3 separate regions of the Homo sapiens genome follow, and all the other regions are linked to region 3. The links are chromatin contacts, found by Hi-C in ENCODE. All regions are on one chromosome and are shown on one strand. Each heading gives the region's core, a stretch centred on a gene start or an enhancer-like site at or near the end of the contact. The rest is flanking DNA. Distances are from core to core; before and after follow the strand shown.

Region 1 (2,700 bases), core at 1-2,500, 1.0 Mb before region 3:
CCATAATTATCTTCCCACTAACTGAAAAAACACATTAACCTTTTAAAACAAAATCCCCAGGGTTTTAGGAAAAGTGTAATCACTGAGGTCAACTTCGTGGGCTTACACTGGGATTTGTGAGCAACATTTTAAATAACTAAAAAGCATTAAGTAGTTAGTGACATCTAACAAAATATAAAAAGTAGACTATAAATATATGACCATTTTCTTTTTTATTTTATTATTATTATTATTATTTGAGACATAGTCTTGCTGTGTCACCCAGGCTGGAGTGCAGTGGCGCAATCTCAATTCACTGCAACCTCAACTCACTGCAACCTCCGCCTCCCGGGTTCAAACGATTCTCCTGCCTCAGCCTTCCAAGTAGCTGGGATTACAGGTGTGCACCACCATGCCTGGCTAATTTTTTGTATTTTTAATAGAGACGAGGTTTCACCATGTCTCTGGTCTCAAACTCCTGACCTCAAGTGATCCTCCCACCTCGGCCTCCCAAAGTGCTGGGATCACAGGCATGAGCCACTGTGCCCGGCCAAAATATGACCATTTTCTAAAGTCTCTTTCTTTTAAAATTTGGTGTCATGAAACAGTATTTCCTGCCTACAACTTGTAGTCATGTCCTCACTCCAGAATGTACCCTGCTCTCCTCTGAAGAAGAAAAAGAAGACAAAAAAGGAAATCATGTACTATTGGGAAATTGCTGGTTGAAAACTTCTCCTAACTCAATATTTTGTCCTCCTACCCTAGTTCTGTGACAAAGCTCAGTGGTCAGATCATTACACATTTAAGCCAAACAGAACTCAGAAATGGGAGGAGAGACACACCAACACAGAGAAAATCTAAGATCATAAAATAAGCTATTCTAGCCACGTTTTCCATTCTAGGTGAATATTGCCTATAGAAAAATGTTTTTAAACACGATTTTGTGAAAAACTGCTACTGGGAAGCCGCTGACACGAAAAGGATGTCCTCTTGGTGGGGAATTTAATCCCGTTTTTGGTATTTCGTGTCCATTACATTTTCAACAGGTGATCAGGAAAGCAGTGCTGGTGCTGGTGTGATTTCTCGACTTTACAACAGGTGCATACAGGGCATCCAATGAGAGTTTGAAAACATGCATCCCCAGTGATCATTTCTTAGGAGATAGTTGAGGCTGTTTTGTAACTCTCAGTGGCTGCCATAGGCATTTTCACAATGTTGCTTTCCTGTCTTTAATTTTAGTTCCTCTTTGAGCTGTGGAACAGCTAACACTGCTGCAGAAATGACCTTCCGCCATGTTCTGGAGTCTTCAGCTCCAAATGGGATTGGTCAGGGCCAGTGCGTGACACACTGCCTTGCAGACGGAAAGCCTTTGTCAGTGAATTCTCAGTGGTGTCAGATTTCTATTCACTCAAGAACACACCCAGAAACCTGGAGAAACAGCTCTTGCAGAGTAATACCGACTCTCCCTCCTCCTGCTTGTGCACTGGCCCAGGCAGAGAGGAAGGAAGTCACAACTTAAAAATAAAATTCACACATAAGCTTTTGGCCAACATTTACATCTTAATAACCTGAAGTCCCATGGGGTCCCACGCTGAGCTTTGTCCATGACATTCACAGTGTTCACACACCTCAGACCATCTCTTCTGGGATCTTCCTGGGAGGGCTGCCCCAGCAAAGCGAGCAGTGCTGCCCTTTGCTGAGAAAAGGTCTCCCCGTGGCCGGGCTGGAGCCCCACGCGTGTGCTCTTATGTGCTGCTGCTGTGTCCATCTGCCTTGCAATAAATTCCCCAGGCTTTATCAAATGGCCTTGGCTTTAGAATTTGCCCTTCGGGACACTAATGGTAGAGGAAATAGCTTGTCATTAGATCAAAAAAATTGTCATGAAAGTCCCTGCTCTTCTGCAAAATTAACAAAGCCAAGGCCTCCTCCCTTGGAGCCTGCCTCACCTGACAGAGGTGTGTCTGGCAACGTCTGGACGCACCTGGGACCCAGAGCAGCCAGCGGGAGGCTTTCGGGCCCCCTCAGCAAGAGGAAGTGCATTTGAACACCTGGAAACAAAATGCATGTCTCCGGACTGCCCTTCAGTAAAACATTGCTTCCAACTCCTGATATGCAGCTTTATTTTCATTTTTTAGATTATCTCTCGGTAATAGCCAGGACATAACTCATGGCTGACTCCTTTTCTAATTCTCCAACTTGCCTCAGTGCCTCCCAAAGCCTAGTCCCCGATGGTAAGGCTCTGTGACCCAGCGGTCAGGGTGAGGCCCATGGCAGTCGCCTGGTTCTATTAAGAAACCTCTATTTGTAGTCCTGCGCTTCATTAGATAAACTGGTTTTCTGCATGTAGACTGCAAGTAATCACCGCATACAAACAAAATGAACTCTGCCGCCTAGCACTAGATAAGTAATGCTTCAGAAACTATTACTCTAGGCCTCTTCATAAACTCAGTCCCTTCCCAGCCGCCTCCCCACCCCACCCCCTGGCTAAAGTGAACGTGTACTTATTTGCTGGCTGAAATTCTGTCTATCCTGGTTTCACAATCCTCCCTGCCTCAGTGTCAGAAGTCATATAGTTGCACAGACAAGCTTATCTTTTGGCAGCAATTTCTAAAACAAATGTAAGTCCTTTGCTTTTCTCTCCCCTGCCAACCCCCGACACTGTACTGCATCGCATAAGCTTCCAAGCTTGCTTTTAAAGCTTCGTCCTTGAGCACATGGGAC
Region 2 (2,700 bases), core at 23-2,522, 530 kb before region 3:
GTAAAACTGACTGGCATGTAGGCTGCATCTTGCCAACTGCCCAAAGGTTTAAACAAAAGGAGGCAACCTGAATATTGACTTGAAGCATCCAACTCAGCATAATACTTAATTATCATGCAAGAAAAACGCCCATATATTCAATTTGCAAATATTGAGGATATGCAAGTCAGCTCCAGCCTCAGGGGATATGATAGTAAACAAAAGAGAAAAAAATAAAACCCTGATCCCAATGAGGCTTCCACACTGCTAAGTTTTGGGACCAGAGACAAAACATACTCTGGAGTTAACCTGACTCTCCTTAAGTCACAGGCCTATTTGACATGAATCACAACCTAGCCAGAGAGCAGTTTCTATTCCCCTTTAATTGACAAATTCTTTCCTTTTTAAAAAATGGCATTCAGAGGTCTCTCATGATACTGGTGCTAGAGAAGGAGTTAACTTTCTGGTTCTCTAGACTTCTGATGATGTACCCCAATAAATAAATGCACCCCTCACATTAAATGCTTTTATCTATAAACCATATACAAGTATTTTCTGACCATTAGAAAACACACAAATATGAATTTAAAAGATGGCCAAAAAATAACTATCCATAGAAGTTCTAATGTTTCTATTCTATTCTACAATCTAATGGATGGTCTAGGCAGCCACTATGGGGCATACACCCCACTCTGGAGACAGTCCTTCCATCTCCTGAGCAGCCCTGCAGCCTCTTTGGTGGCTTGCCTGCCTTGTGTCTCCATCTGTTCCCCACCATGGGCAACAATGCATGAAACTGCTAATGGAGGCACCCTGAAATGCGTGCCACACCTGGGAGGCAGAGGGACAGTGCCTGCAAAAGCCTGCAAAAAGGGACTGTCACATCAAAGAGGGAGGAAAAGACACTCAGCATCACCCAGTGATGAAGGGAAGCATGCCAGAGAGAGCAGGACGCTACTGGTGACCGTCGCCTGGCCTGCCTGAGAGGGTGAAGAGACTGAGCCGGCCTCTCTGCAGGACAGAGAGGCTTGAGGCCGAGACCCACGCCAGGCTCCAGGGCTGGCCTCCTCTGAAGGTCTGTCCTGGACACCCTGAAGCTTCAGCCCTGACCCCAAGGACAAGGATCTTCACCCTGCCTGAACTCTAGGGAGGTCTTGGCATCGGCAGAGTTTGCCTCTGACTCACATCAGGAGAGAAAAGCACAGACTGGCTGTCTTCAGAGTCTAACCTGGGAGTCTGGGCTGCTCAGCCACCCCCTCAAGAACTCAGTTCCGTCCACTGTGAGGTGCCTGGCTGGGCTGCTTGACAGATAAGGTCCCCCGCCAGCTCCCCATCCTGGGATGCCTCAGAAGCTTGCCTGAGGCGCAATGTAGGTAACTGTCCTACAGAAGGAACAATGAGCCATTTGACCATTTCACTAGTGGCACAGAAACAAGGGGCAATTTGAACACAAGAATACCAGGTAAAGGAAGACTACAGTAGAGTTATGTAACATTAGCTGGAGCTCAACACTAATCTCCTCCCCTCTCACACCCTGCAAAGACCACAGCCACCTGCTTCTCCAACACAAGTGAAACTACACGGAAAGAAACACCTCAGATGTACTCCGAAACACAAACTTCACTCAGTGAAAGCACAGGCTTAGGTCCACAGACTTTCGATGCCTTGATCTTGGCTATAAGATCTACGTTTTGCACAGTATCAGAATAGACAAACCTGGAACATTACAATGTATATTCTTGTTAGGGACCACCTTCTATGGGACATCTGACCATCGGAACCTGCCCTACCCTCAATCCATCATTAGATAATCTTACATGCTTACTAGCGGTAAGGCCCTGTATTAAACGCTGCTGAAAACACAGAGATGACAATGACTAGGTCTCCCATGTGCCCAGAGCTTAGAGTGTGGCTGGGGTGCCAATCTGTGGAAGCCAGATATGCACTCATGAAAAGATGCACGTGGGACAGAGGCTGGGATGCTCATCAAAATATTTAATAGCCAGTACGGCCAGACACCAACCAGCCAGAAAAGACACAGGCCAGTGCACCAAAACAGGGCTCCAAAGTTCCTCTACTGCCCCATGTATTAACCCTTTAGTTTCCATATGAAGGGCGGGGGCACTTGGGTAGCAGCTATTCTCTAGCCAGGATGGGAGTATTTCGATATTTTAACCACTAGCATGATCGCTGGTGCATCTACAGCTGAATGACAGTGAGTGTAGGTGAGGAAGGGGAGAGTCACTCCAGGAAAAGTGCCTCTGAGGAGCAGGGCTCTGTGGGACAAGGAATGGCATTCCAAATAGGCCAACATGGGCATCGTACCATTTAGATGTACTTTTTTTTTTTTTTTTTTTGGAGACAGAGCCTCACTCTATACCCCAGGCTGGAGTGCAATGGCACGATCTTGGCTCACTGCAACCTCTGCCTCCCAGGCTCAAGGGATTCTCCTGCCTCAGCCTCCTGAGTAGCTGGGATTACAGGCGCCTGCCACCACACCTGGCTAATTTTTGTATTTTTAGCAGAGACAGGGTTTCACCATGTTGTCCAGGCTGGTCTCGAACTCCTGACCTCAGATGATCCACCTGCCTTGGCCTCCCAAAGTGCTGAGATTACAGGCGTGAGCTACCACACCCAGCCTAGATGTACTCAACACAAACTTTATCCCAGCAAAAGCACAGACTTGAGTCTAGAGATTTTCAGTGTCTTGATCTTAGCTAT
Region 3 (2,700 bases), core at 101-2,600:
GTCAGGAGTTCGAGACCAGCCAGGCCAACATGGTGAAACCCCCATCTCTACTAAAAATACAAAAAATTAGTTGGGTGTGGTGGTGCACGCTTGTAGTCTCAGTTTCTCAAGAGGCTGAGGCAAAAGAATCACTTGAACCTGGGAGGCGGAGGTTGCAGTGAGTCAGGATCATATCACTCCACTCCAGCCTTGGCAACAGAGCAGGATTCCATTCCAAAAAATAAAAATAAAAATTTCCAGCCTTCAACTGTGGAGGGAACCCAGGGGATTTTAAAGAGAGGGTTTGGAATGCAGAAGAGGCAGCAGGTCTAGGGAGTGTCAGATGGTGTGATCTGCCCTGATGGCTCGTCTTGAATTATTGTTCCATCTGGTGAAGCATCCGGCGCCACTGTGGCCAGAGGTGTCTGGTCCGTATCAGGATCTGGCCCTTGAAGCTTCTAAGGAAATAGATGACCAGATAAGGAGCGTGGTGTGCGCTTAACAAGCATGTGGGTAAATCAGTGTGCATAAAGCATGGGAGCACGGGATGGGGAAAGAAAGGGAGTGGAGGTTCACAGCAGATGCCCAGGCTGTATTTCAGAATGAAAGGAAACACATACGCAGCCTGTCTCAAAGTTACATCTTGAGATTAAGGAGGAAGGAGGAAGGAAAACAAAGTTTGAAAACACGGTTTGAAGCCACGCTGCTCCTTTACAAAACCTCATGGGCACCTCTCAGACTCCTCTTCTATGAATGAAATGTGTCTCTTTTCTTTAACCTTGTCTCCAGAGTGATTTTTTAACCTGTTTTCATCACTACATACTATAATTTCTTCAACTGCTTTTTAAGGATAGTGACCCAAACTGAATGTCATGCATGCTACATTTCTCAGATGGCCTTTGGTCACCTTAGCACTGTGGAAAGCAAAAATTTGTCTCAGTATAACAATGAATTTTCCCCAGAGTTGTTGAGTAAAATTGATACTACAGAAAAATGTGTTGTTTTCTCTGTGGAAAAACTATTGTGAAACCAAAGTTTGTATCAAAACAGGAGGAAAAAGAGTTGAGGGAAAATTTTGAAATGAAATGTCTTTGGAAGGTAGAATTTACTTAGACAATCAAAACAATTAGATGGAAGCATTAAAAGAAACAAACATGAAAGTCCATGCCCGTCCTCTTTGTCATCTTTCCTCGTCTGTGGACTGATGGCTGGGCTATTCTCTTACCCCTGCCCTTTCCTACGGTGTGAGTTTTCCTGTTGTGAGAACCCTTCCTGTCGACAGCTGTGACAGGAAGTACCTTTTTGGGTACTTAGTGATTTTAGTCTTCCCTTCCAACTCTCACTGCCTGTTTCATTTCTCTGAAATTTCACAGAGCTGTTGTAAGCATGAAATAACACATGCTATGCTTCTAGCACAGTGTCTGGTAGAAGGGAGGACTTAATCCACAAAGGGTGCGCTCTTCGTACTATGAATATATTTTGTTAATATACTTACAATCTACAGTTTGCCACTGAGAGGCAGTAATAAGGCCAGGAGTGGTGACTCATGCCTGTAATTCCAGCACTTTGGGAGGCTGAGGCAGGAGGATCGCTTGTATCCAGGAGTTTGAGACTGGCCTGGACAACATAGACTTCGCCTCTACAAAAAATTTAAAAATTAGCCAGGCATGGTGGTGCATGCTTGTAGTCCCAGCTACTTGGGAGGCTGAAGTGGGAGAATCGCTTGAGCCTGGGAGATCAAGGCTGCCATGAGCCATGATCACGCCACTGCACTCAGCCTGGGTGGCAGACTGAGACCCTGTTTCAAAAAAAAAAAGGAAAGAAATGCAGTAATAGAGCTACAACCCAAGTTTTCTTTGTTCCCATTGTTTTCTTTTCTTTTTATTTTTTTTTGACTGGGTCTCACTCTGTCTCCCAGGCCCAAGTGCAGTGGTGCAACATCAGCTCACTGCAGCCTCCACCTCCTGGGTTCAAACGATTCTCCTGCCTCAGCCTCCCCAGTAGCTGGGATTACAAGCATGTGCCATCACGCCAGGCTAATTTTTTGTATTTTTAGTAGAGGCAGGGTTTCACCATGTTGATCAGGCTGGTCTTGAACTCCTGACCTCATGTGATCCAGCTTCCTTGGCCTCCCAAAGTGTTGGGATTACAGGCGTGAGCCACCACGCCCGGCCATTTTCTATTGTTAACTTTAGCTTTTTACAGAGATGTTAAAAACACAACACCTTCTAGTTGAAAAACTTTCTGTGAGCCAGGTTTCCATTTGTCACATCATGTGCCACCCTGCGTGGTGTGCAGATCCCTCGTACCAGCCTGGCCTTGTGACTTCCCAGCTCCCGGGGATCTGTAGGTTTGGGGATGTGCTTTAGTTTTTTCCATCAAAGTTTCCGTTCCTCCCAATTCTTCGAGCCTCATTAAGATGGGTAGGTTTTCACCTCAGAGGAACAAGTACAGGAGGAGGATATTTGTTTTGTTCTAATTGTTATTCTAAATCTTTTTTAAGATTAAAATGTAATTTCAAAATACTAACATTTCATTTTTTCCCCCCACAGTGCGTCCCTTCTTTAAAAAAAGTCCAGTTGCCTTCTCTTAGCAAGCTGCCTTTCAAATCTATAGATCAAAAGTTTATGGAAAAGTCGAAGAATCAATTAAATAAGTTTTTACAGGTAAGCAAGTGAAAAATGTGGGATATGAGAGAAAAAATTAGTTATTTAGGGTTAA

The links. Hi-C counts contacts between places; a loop is a spot of excess contacts on that map. Pooled maps may share reads with other maps.
Region 1: a pooled map shows a loop between it and region 3 (4-fold over the local background). The contact joins two enhancer-like sites. A Hi-C loop is called at or near these places in 1 of 168 maps with a recorded cell type or tissue (lower leg skin), 1 of 37 single-sample maps with no recorded cell type and 3 of 50 pooled maps.
Region 2: a map with no recorded cell type shows a loop between it and region 3 (4-fold over the local background). The contact joins two enhancer-like sites. A Hi-C loop is called at or near these places in 3 of 37 single-sample maps with no recorded cell type and 4 of 50 pooled maps.

What each region holds. Positions count from the first base shown.
Region 1 is chr4:184,346,166-184,348,865 of GRCh38, forward strand. All of the region lies in intron 2 of LINC02363 (long intergenic non-protein coding RNA 2363), which reads right to left. Among named protein-coding and RNA genes, the nearest start is that of LINC02363, 6.5 kb to the right of the region's middle. RefSeq lists enhancers at 1,211-1,505, 1,253-1,302, 1,383-1,732. Within about 2 kb of position 1,251, at least 29 of the 41 ENCODE cell types and tissues checked have a DNase peak (open chromatin) inside an H3K27ac peak, as active enhancers do.
Region 2 is chr4:184,816,824-184,819,523 of GRCh38, forward strand. The region is part of intron 1 of ACSL1 (acyl-CoA synthetase long chain family member 1); the gene reads right to left. Among named protein-coding and RNA genes, the nearest start is that of ACSL1, 7.8 kb to the right of the region's middle. RefSeq lists enhancers at 881-960, 1,601-1,690. Within about 2 kb of position 1,273, at least 5 of the 41 ENCODE cell types and tissues checked have a DNase peak (open chromatin) inside an H3K27ac peak, as active enhancers do.
Region 3 is chr4:185,344,006-185,346,705 of GRCh38, forward strand. It overlaps SNX25 (sorting nexin 25), which reads left to right. Exons shown (of 19, transcript NM_001378034.2): 13 at 2,532-2,645. Among named protein-coding and RNA genes, the nearest start is that of LRP2BP, 51 kb to the right of the region's middle. Within about 2 kb of position 1,351, at least 3 of the 41 ENCODE cell types and tissues checked have a DNase peak (open chromatin) inside an H3K27ac peak, as active enhancers do.